3 separate regions of the Mus musculus genome follow, and all the other regions are linked to region 2. The links are chromatin contacts, found by Hi-C or POLR2A ChIA-PET in ENCODE. All regions are on one chromosome and are shown on one strand. The core of a region is the stretch at or near the end of the contact, and the rest is flanking DNA. Distances in the headings are between cores, read along the strand shown. Region 1 holds the start of 1700010G06Rik (a long non-coding RNA gene). Region 2 overlaps Asap1 (ArfGAP with SH3 domain, ankyrin repeat and PH domain1). Region 3 overlaps Asap1 (ArfGAP with SH3 domain, ankyrin repeat and PH domain1).

Region 1 (2,700 bases), core at 179-2,678, 47 kb after region 2:
CCCCGAGCGCACGCAAGGGGCGGCGGGGCGGGGCGGGGCGGGGCGCGACGGGGAGGGGCGGGGCTGGGCGGAACGGACCGCTCCGGTGGCGCTGACAAGCGGCGAGGCTCGACCGACTGGGGCGCTCGCTCCCGCGGAGCGGCGGGCGGCGCGCCCGCGCCAGTCACGGGGACAAACACGGAAGTGCTCTGCGCACGCGCCCCGCACGCCCCGCCCGCCCCTCTCTCTCCACTTACCCCCCCCCCCCGCCGCCCGGCCCTCGCGCGGCCCCCACCTCGCAGCCGCCGGCGCTGGTGCTCGTGCCCGTGGGGCTCCGGAACCGCGCCCCACGCACACACACACACACCCGGCCGCCCCCGGAGCGGTTACTTCAGCGAGCTGGTTACGCGAGCGTTTTTGCAAGAGAGGGACCAAAAAAAAAAAAAAAAAAAAAGTTGTTCGTGTTCTTTTTTAGTCCCGAGTGGGTGCAGGAAGCGAGGCCCGGAAAGCCGTCTCCCTTCTGCGCGGACCGAGGGATGGGGGCGCAGCCCTGCTGCCCTCTGAACGCCAATGCTGTGCCTTGTGCAGAGACAGGAAGGGTTGTTTTAAAATACTTTCATCTGTCCAGATGTATTTGGTTTTTTTTTTTTCTTCCCCTACCCCAGAGGACCGCCGAGCATCCGGAGATGCAAAAAGTATTTCTCAGGTGCAAATGCTCTTCACTGCTAAGCAGGAACTGACTTTCTTCTGAGAAAAGTACCAATTCAGCCCCAGCAAGATGTCTACTGTTGTTAGTCCAACATACCCATCTAATTTCTCACCACCGACTGGAAGATTTTGAGAATGGTATCAACAAAACCCACCTAGTCCTTGGGATTGGCCTCCAGGAGCCCTTGAAAGCGTATGACTGGCCTCCATTAAAGCCTGCTTTGGAAGGCAAGCCCTGTGGCCCACTCAGACCTGCCTGCATACCGTCCGATATAGCTAGCTAGAGGTTGTGTTCGCTGGCCTTTCTGGCCGCGTGTGGGTCGTGTGGCTCAGGGACCCACGGAGAGGGCTTGTCTTGAGTGAGGACCGGCAGGGAGGGAGGAGAAGACTGCATGTCAAGAGGAAAAGGTTCGCCTCACAAGCTGACAAATTCTGAGATGAGTGATGTCGGCAAGGGCCACATTCCTGCTGTCTTGGAATTTGCTTTGCAGCAGAGGACCAGACAAATAGGCAATACAGAGGAGGAGTAGGAGAAAATGACAGAGCCATACATAAACCATGGTCAGAGAAGGCTCAGTCAAAGTGTGCAGAATAGAATGGATACACCACTCGATACCCTGTTGGCTGGGAATCTTGGACCCCTAACTGCCTCCCATGAAAGTAGAAGACAGGGACCCTCATGGAGGAGGCTGAGTTCATGGATGAGGACTTGCTCTCTGCATAGGAAAAAATGGGTTAAAATGTGTGCTGTTTCTCTTCCTGGCTTGACCGAATTGGGTGTGCACTGTGCCTCCACTGCGGTTCCTACCAGTGCTCTCCAAGGCAGGGAAGTGTCTCCGCCTACTACAGGAAGAACTTGCTAAGGGAATGAGCATAAAGAAACACATCCCTGGCAAACTGACCTTTTAAAAAAAACTAGTGAATAAAGAGGTTAAACATAAACAAGAGTACTTTCTCTCCTCAGTACTTTAAAAGTTTGGTTTGGGAGACATGGAGGGTTTAGCTCTCAGGGAGAAAATAAGGCAGGAGGAGACTGGCAGCTGACCACCCCACAAGGGCAGGCTCACTGGTTGCCAGGGCTGCAAGATGTAGCATTTGGAGAATGAACATTCCAGAAGAGAATCCTAGCTCATTTCTCACAGCATCTGGAAAATTCTGTAAGTTGGAACAAATATGACCCTCACTAGCTTGGCCTAATTAAGCTCCCTGCGCCTCAGAAATCCCATGCTCCCCTATAAAGTACTGAGAGCAAATCAGCGAGAAAAATCAGTGAGCACTGGGGCTTCCCTCTGAAAGGATTTGTCTTCCTCAGGGCTGTGAGCCAGTCTGGTCCCACCCCCCACACCCCAGTTGTCATCTAGTACCTGCCCTGTCTACTGAGCTGGCAGCACTCCTCTGTGTGTGTGACATAAACAGTAAAAATGAACTGTTGTTCAGAGCCTAGACTTAGCTAATAAGTGTGTCTGTTCCCAGAGACCCTGAATTCCACAGCTTTCTCTCCTAATTCAGATACCTTGGGTTTGGGTGGCATGAGTTTATCAAATAAGAGGGTAAGGCGTGTCAAAAATGACCACCACACAGAGCCCTCCCAGCTCCAGCCGGTTTGCTCCCACACCTGGCTCTGCAGATGAACGAGTCAAGATTATTCCAAGCTCAGCAGTGGTAAACAGCCAGGGATTTCTTTCTGAATTCACCGGAGAGCCCAAACTGCCGCCACCAATTGCTGTTTCAGTTTCCTCCGAAGATTATGTTATGTATCTGCCCCTCCCCTGCCTCCTCCAGCCAAGAGGGGACTATATGAACAATGAGATATTGTGCTCTGGTAAGCATATACCTCCTTAGACTGGTCTGCAATTAGAATTTCAAAGCTTCGCACCTCAACCCACCATCTCTGGGGTTCATGGACCATAATCCTCTTTAAATTTGAAACCATGCCCTGGTGCAAAACCATCTGCACCTCCCTTTTTCTCAAATACCCCGAACGCCATTCCTGGATATCTAAAAGCAAATAGA
Region 2 (2,741 bases), core at 165-2,664:
ATTGATCTTGGTGGCCAGACATTCCAGATGCTACGGTGATCTCAACTTGCAGGTTAGGAAAACAAGGTGAAGGGAAACTAAATCCTGGTGATACATTTATGTGGCAACATGGGCATCTGAATCTCAATCTGTCTGTGCCTGAAGCAGATGCCCAGCTACACTGGAGACAAGGCCTAGCCCTGACATCCTTCAGTAGTTCAGCTTTTCAGTCAGATCCCAGGATTCTGGACATGGGTTTGTCTCTGTTACTCAACTAGAGAGACTAGGGAAGGAGCAGCCCAGGAGAACATCAAATGTTAGGTGTCCCGTACATTTGATCCAATTACAGCAGTGTCCCAGTCACGAAGGTCAGCCAGAGAGCAAGCACATGCCTGCTTAGAAAGAACACATCCTGGGCAGGCATGGACACTGTGTTTTGAATCTTCTCCTTTAGAGTTTCTTTTCTGGGTTTTCAAAGCAGGGTTTTATGTGGATCCCTAATTATCCTGTAACTCTCTCTGTAGACCAGTCTGGCCTGGAACTGTAGATCCTGCCTCTGCCTCCTCAAGTGCTGGGGATTAAAGTTCTGCCAGCATGCCTGGCCTCCCTTAAGAGTCTAATAGGTTTTCATGCAAGAACCAGGAATGCGTCTTCATTAACCAAATTCTCTTGGAGATGTAGTACATTTTGGGAAAGGAGGCAAGTGGTCTGAAGGACCAAGTGACTAAAATCCATAGCAACCCAGTGACCAAAACTAAGTATGTTCTGATGAGATACTGCTCTCACACATATCCATTGTTTTCACCGAAACAAAGTGACCTTATATGGAAATGTTTTAAAGGACCACTTCCTTCTCTATCTTTGTTGCCCTTTAAGAGATCATATGTAAATTTAGTTCTCCTTCCCCATCTCCTGCATTAAAAAGGAAACTGCTATTTCAATTTGCAATAATGGGTCAGAGAAACTAACAGTTTTAAAGGAACACTTCATGCAAAATTTCTATAGTTATCTGCAGCCATAGCCTGGCCTTGTGGTAGTCTGGAACTCCAGTTAAATGTCAAAGCAAGCAGCTACAACAGGGACACTGACACTTCTTTTGGAAGCAGAACAATTGTACTCAACGTCCTAACAGGACATCAAGAGGTTTCAGCTAAAGAAAAATTTACCTTCAATGCCAAAAGCTAACAACCCAGAATAATCAACACCTAAGCAGTTTTACCTTAAACAGTGTCTACGTTCTGCATGAACTAAAACGCCCATGACTTTCCACCATGAGCTGCTCAAACTATTTTAGCAGTATGCAGAGGAAGACAACGAATTCTCCCTCCCCCTCCAAAGAGACATCCTGTCTGTAAACAGATGCAACCTCCCCAGCCATGACATCCCCTCGCTCCTCTCTCTCCCCTTCGATGGCCCTAGAGAGTACTGGCATAAACAGTTTTACAATCTGTCCTTAGATTGGCAGACGGCCCACTAATCAGTGCTTGGCGCTAATCAGTGCCTCAGGAAGTCAAGTTTAAAATAAAAGTACTCCATGAAAATGATCATTATCAATGGAAGAAAAGAATGAGTCACCCTCAATTTGGTCGGGAAAGGTCATTTTTTTCTGAAAGGCCGTTTGCAAAGCTCTCCCCTGGGTTACAAAAGTAAGCGTACTTCTCCACTTAGCCTCATGCATTCATTCTTCGAGACCTTTCACACTGTGACATCCTTGACCATTCCTCAGTCTTCAGACCACTTTTTATGAGGTACTCAACACACTGAAAGGGGGTGGGGTGGATCATTTGTTCAGCACCAGTTGCACTGTCACAATGGGGCTGAGCCTCTTTATAGCCGTTTACTTAATTCTCACACAACACACGGTCGATCATGCTCATCTTATAGATAAAGGAGAATGGAGGCATGTGGAAAGAACACGTGAACCAGACCAGTGCTAAGCTCTGACGCTCTTCACGCAATGGGGGAGTGGTCCCAGCAATGGTCCCATACTAACAGAGCTACGGATAACAGCCACACTAAGGACAGATCTCAGGCTAGTCGAGCACCCGAGCAGCTTTCTGGTTTACTGCAGCTCTTTCACATGCCTCCAGTGCTTTATTTCCTCCTTTAGGAGGGATAGAACCATTTTCTTCTGCATAATTTACACACACATTCTCACAAACTTGCCTAGGATGGCCTTGAACACACTCTGTTGCCCACATAGGACATGATGTTTGTGATTCCTCTGCTGTGGCCTCCTTGATAGATGAGATTACAGTCCTGTGTCACTGGGACTGCTTAACAGTTTCTTCTTAGTGGGAAGAGATGCTTCCTGCTAACCATCTTTCCCTTCTAAGGTCCAGGACACCAATACTTTAATGACTTTTCCATCTAACTGGCAACTGTTCCTGCCCAGCATCGCTCTTGGAAAGTCTGGGATCTGTACCAGTGACATTCAATCTTGACTTGATTCTTCCTTAGTGGAGTGGTACGAAGCTTATCTCTTCTCTACTCCATTCTGTAGAGTTCCTACCCTGAAATCCAGTCTCCTTTTCTCCTTGACAAATGGAACTCTGTTTCTACCAGGACATTTGCCACTGGACACAGAAACATATTTCCTAGCCTTTCCTGCATCTAGATGGATCAGTCAGTTCTAGCATTAAGTGACTCTGCTAAGATGGGCCAATTTTGCTTTTCCTATCTTTCTTTCTTTCCTTCCTTCCTTCCCTCCCTCCCTCTCCTCCTCCTCTTCCTCCTCCTCCTCCTTCTTCCTTTCTCTCTCT
Region 3 (2,700 bases), core at 44-2,543, 33 kb before region 2:
CATTAAATGACCTCTCTAAAATTATATTGCTAATAATTGTTAAAAATCAAAACTTCCATTGTTTTCTGGCACAGCCAATTATGCACTACAATAAGTGAGCTCCCTAGGATACGTGATGTCTTTGCCACTGAAAGACAGCCTGAACAAGAGAGGCTGGCGTGCAAGTCCTGCATGGGTTCATCCTCATGTCACTCTGAGAAAGCACCCTGGTCATTAGCTGAGAATATCTAGGGGGGCACCTAACCCACATTCTGACCAAGCAGATGTGTGACAAAGAGTGACAGGCCCAACCCAAATGAAAGAAAATGAAGCACATTAGCCACTTGACTGTGTGAGCCCAAACTTTCAGAAACACAATACAGTCTTCCTCAATGCTCTGCGGCAGCACAAGTGACCCTAAACTGAGATGAAACTGAGTCCACAGAAGCCAAGCAACAGGATTGGAAATAAAGGGACCACAGTACACCATTGGGCCCGAGGGTCTCCACAGACACCGGGGGCCCAGCTGCCCCAAAGAAGGAACAGAGGATCCTGCCTGTGGTGAGACCCCACCTGGAAGAAACAAGTTCCCTCAGTTTCTCAACCATGTTGTTCTCTAGGTGAAGCCTACTTGGCTAACAGTTAAGTACTGGCTCTGTAGCTAAACCCTTCCCATGAGAAGCACTCTTTTCAAACACAGACACTGGACCTTACAAAGACCTCCCAGCTGACAATGTCCGAATTGATTTTGCCGCACACTCTGGCTGAGGACAGCAGGCCATGGTAACCAGGGGAAGAATGAAGACAGAGAAGCTGCAACAGGGTCAGGAGAAAGATCCAAACTGTGTCTGTCTCATCTCATCTAGCAACTTGCCTAACAAGGTGGATCCAGTCACAGCCAGTTTGTAATGCTTACAGTGTCTACAAACAAGAGCATAAAACCATCCACCATCATTAGCCACCCAACTCACTTGATATGCAGAACTATTTAAGACAATAAAAAAAGAGAAAACTGATGAAGTTGAGGTCAAAGAATCAGAAAACTTAGTACAAAAACAAATCCAAAACAGTAATTCTATTTCTACCACATGTAAAAATGTCTAGGTGAGTTATCTTTAAAATTGGAAGCAAAAGCAGGGAAAATAAAAATCAAAAGATGTGATGTTAAGTGTTCTTGTGACAAAAAAAAAATATCCAAAATTAGCGTCACAGACCTCAGAATCTGGCATGGCACCCAAGAGGCTGGTGAGTGGGAAAGAGAGGAACTACAGGATACAGAAATAGCTTTCAAGTGCCTTAGGAGACACCACAGACAGGCAGCCGAGAGCTCAAGTTCGCAAACGATTTGCGAGAGCTCACAGGAGTTTCCACATTTGTCCTCAGATTACATAAATGCTCTGCAGCTTCTGCTGTCACATGAGCAAGGGCAGTGTGTGTGGGCCCGCCACACTGACCCCAGTAGTGTTCAGAAACAGAGGAGGAGTGCTGGGCCCCAGGAGCCTCACCTGAAAGGCAGGAGGAACCCAAAGCAGACTAGTGCTCTGTGAGGGAGAGAATTCCCTTGCCTCTGAGAGCACTAAGAGCCTAAGACTATAGGCATAGAAAAGTCAGCCATGGAAAATAGCACCAACAGCTCCTCACACTCAGCTCACACTCAGGGTTGCTTAGTGCTACATGACATTAAGTAGACGGCATGAAGGAAACAACGTAAAACTTACCCATACACTCTCCTCATTAGAGTTTCAAAAAGACACTTGAGACTGGTCTACAGGAGCCATCCCCGAAAGCATAAAAGACCCCGAATCACATCCTATATCCTACATATCTTTACTAGAGGGACAGTTAGAATTCACCACTCCTAGCCTCAAGGGAGAAAAAGAAACTAAAAGGAAACCGTAACCCTATTTAACCAACCACCCAACCACCCTGTGGTTGTTGACATCAACAATGTCAGACTGAAAACAAAGAAATAAACTAGAGACCTACTGGCTTCTGTTCCATTAGACACACATGAAGGCAACAGTCACCACGGAGGAAACAGTCCGCTCTGAGGACATATCCACACAAGCCAGCATTTCTTCTTGTTCCTTCTCCTACTTAACACCGGGCTTGTAGGTAGGGTACACATGGTAAGTGAGGTTACTGACAGAGGACACAGAGGTCTGTGTATTTCTTATAGTATCTGATCTTCTCCAAACGTAAGCACACAGGCCTGGAAAAGAGGAGAGGCAACTACTCTGGGCCACTAACCATTCTGTGGCAACTCCGTCAACCCCATCTTGTTTTATTTTTACTATTTTCTTTAAATCTTCTATGCATATCCTCCCAACTAAGAGGGCACTGCATATGCTCTCAAAGTTCTTCCCCATTCATTTGTCTGTTTAAAACATTCCTTAGTTATAAACGATGCAAGATTTTTCAAACCCATTTCTCACACAGGGTGGCTGAACTAAAGGGGTTAGTGAAAGTCAAGACAACTAACAAAGAATGAACAAATCTGATATCTTTCAGCCCATCAGCCTCTCAGGAAAGGGCAAAACCTCCAAATGCCAAGCAGTTGATTCACAGTGAAACCGAGGGGAAACCTGAGAGAAGTACAGAAATCCCACACCTTCCTCTCCACAGCTTGGCCGTATCGATACAGACCAGAAGCAAATGGTAGAATTGACTCTCTTTCTCACTGCACATATACCCAGGATGAGAGGGTTAAAGACCATGGTT

The links. A loop is a pair of places that touch in the nucleus more often than their neighbours do. ChIA-PET counts read pairs that join two places held with the same protein, here RNA polymerase II (POLR2A).
Region 1: a loop to region 2 is called in a map of gastrocnemius, with 2.0 times the contacts of the local background. The contact joins the promoter of 1700010G06Rik here to the enhancer-like site in region 2. A Hi-C loop is called at or near these places in 6 of 37 maps with a recorded cell type or tissue (adrenal gland, gastrocnemius, heart and 1 more). POLR2A ChIA-PET finds 5 or more read pairs at or near these places in 1 of 5 experiments (embryonic stem cell).
Region 3: a map of left cerebral cortex shows a loop between it and region 2 (2.8-fold over the local background). The contact joins two enhancer-like sites. A Hi-C loop is called at or near these places in 3 of 37 maps with a recorded cell type or tissue (gastrocnemius and left cerebral cortex). POLR2A ChIA-PET finds 5 or more read pairs at or near these places in 2 of 5 experiments (Patski and embryonic stem cell).

Annotation. Positions count from the first base shown.
Region 1 is chr15:64,312,690-64,315,389 of GRCm38, forward strand. It overlaps 1700010G06Rik (a long non-coding RNA gene), which reads left to right and starts at 1,429. Exons shown (of 2, transcript XR_003951590.1): 1 at 1,429-1,844; 2 at 2,269-2,700. The region is part of intron 2 of Asap1 (ArfGAP with SH3 domain, ankyrin repeat and PH domain1); the gene reads right to left.
Region 2 is chr15:64,265,962-64,268,702 of GRCm38, forward strand. The region is part of intron 3 of Asap1 (ArfGAP with SH3 domain, ankyrin repeat and PH domain1); the gene reads right to left. Among named protein-coding and RNA genes, the nearest start is that of 1700010G06Rik, 47 kb to the right of the region's middle. Within about 2 kb of position 1,415, at least 2 of the 3 ENCODE cell types and tissues checked have a DNase peak (open chromatin) inside an H3K27ac peak, as active enhancers do; they include gastrocnemius and left cerebral cortex, where a contact is called at or near this core.
Region 3 is chr15:64,233,243-64,235,942 of GRCm38, forward strand. All of the region lies in intron 3 of Asap1 (ArfGAP with SH3 domain, ankyrin repeat and PH domain1), which reads right to left. Among named protein-coding and RNA genes, the nearest start is that of 1700010G06Rik, 80 kb to the right of the region's middle. RefSeq lists an enhancer at 272-2,421. Within about 2 kb of position 1,294, at least 2 of the 3 ENCODE cell types and tissues checked have a DNase peak (open chromatin) inside an H3K27ac peak, as active enhancers do; they include left cerebral cortex, where a contact is called at or near this core.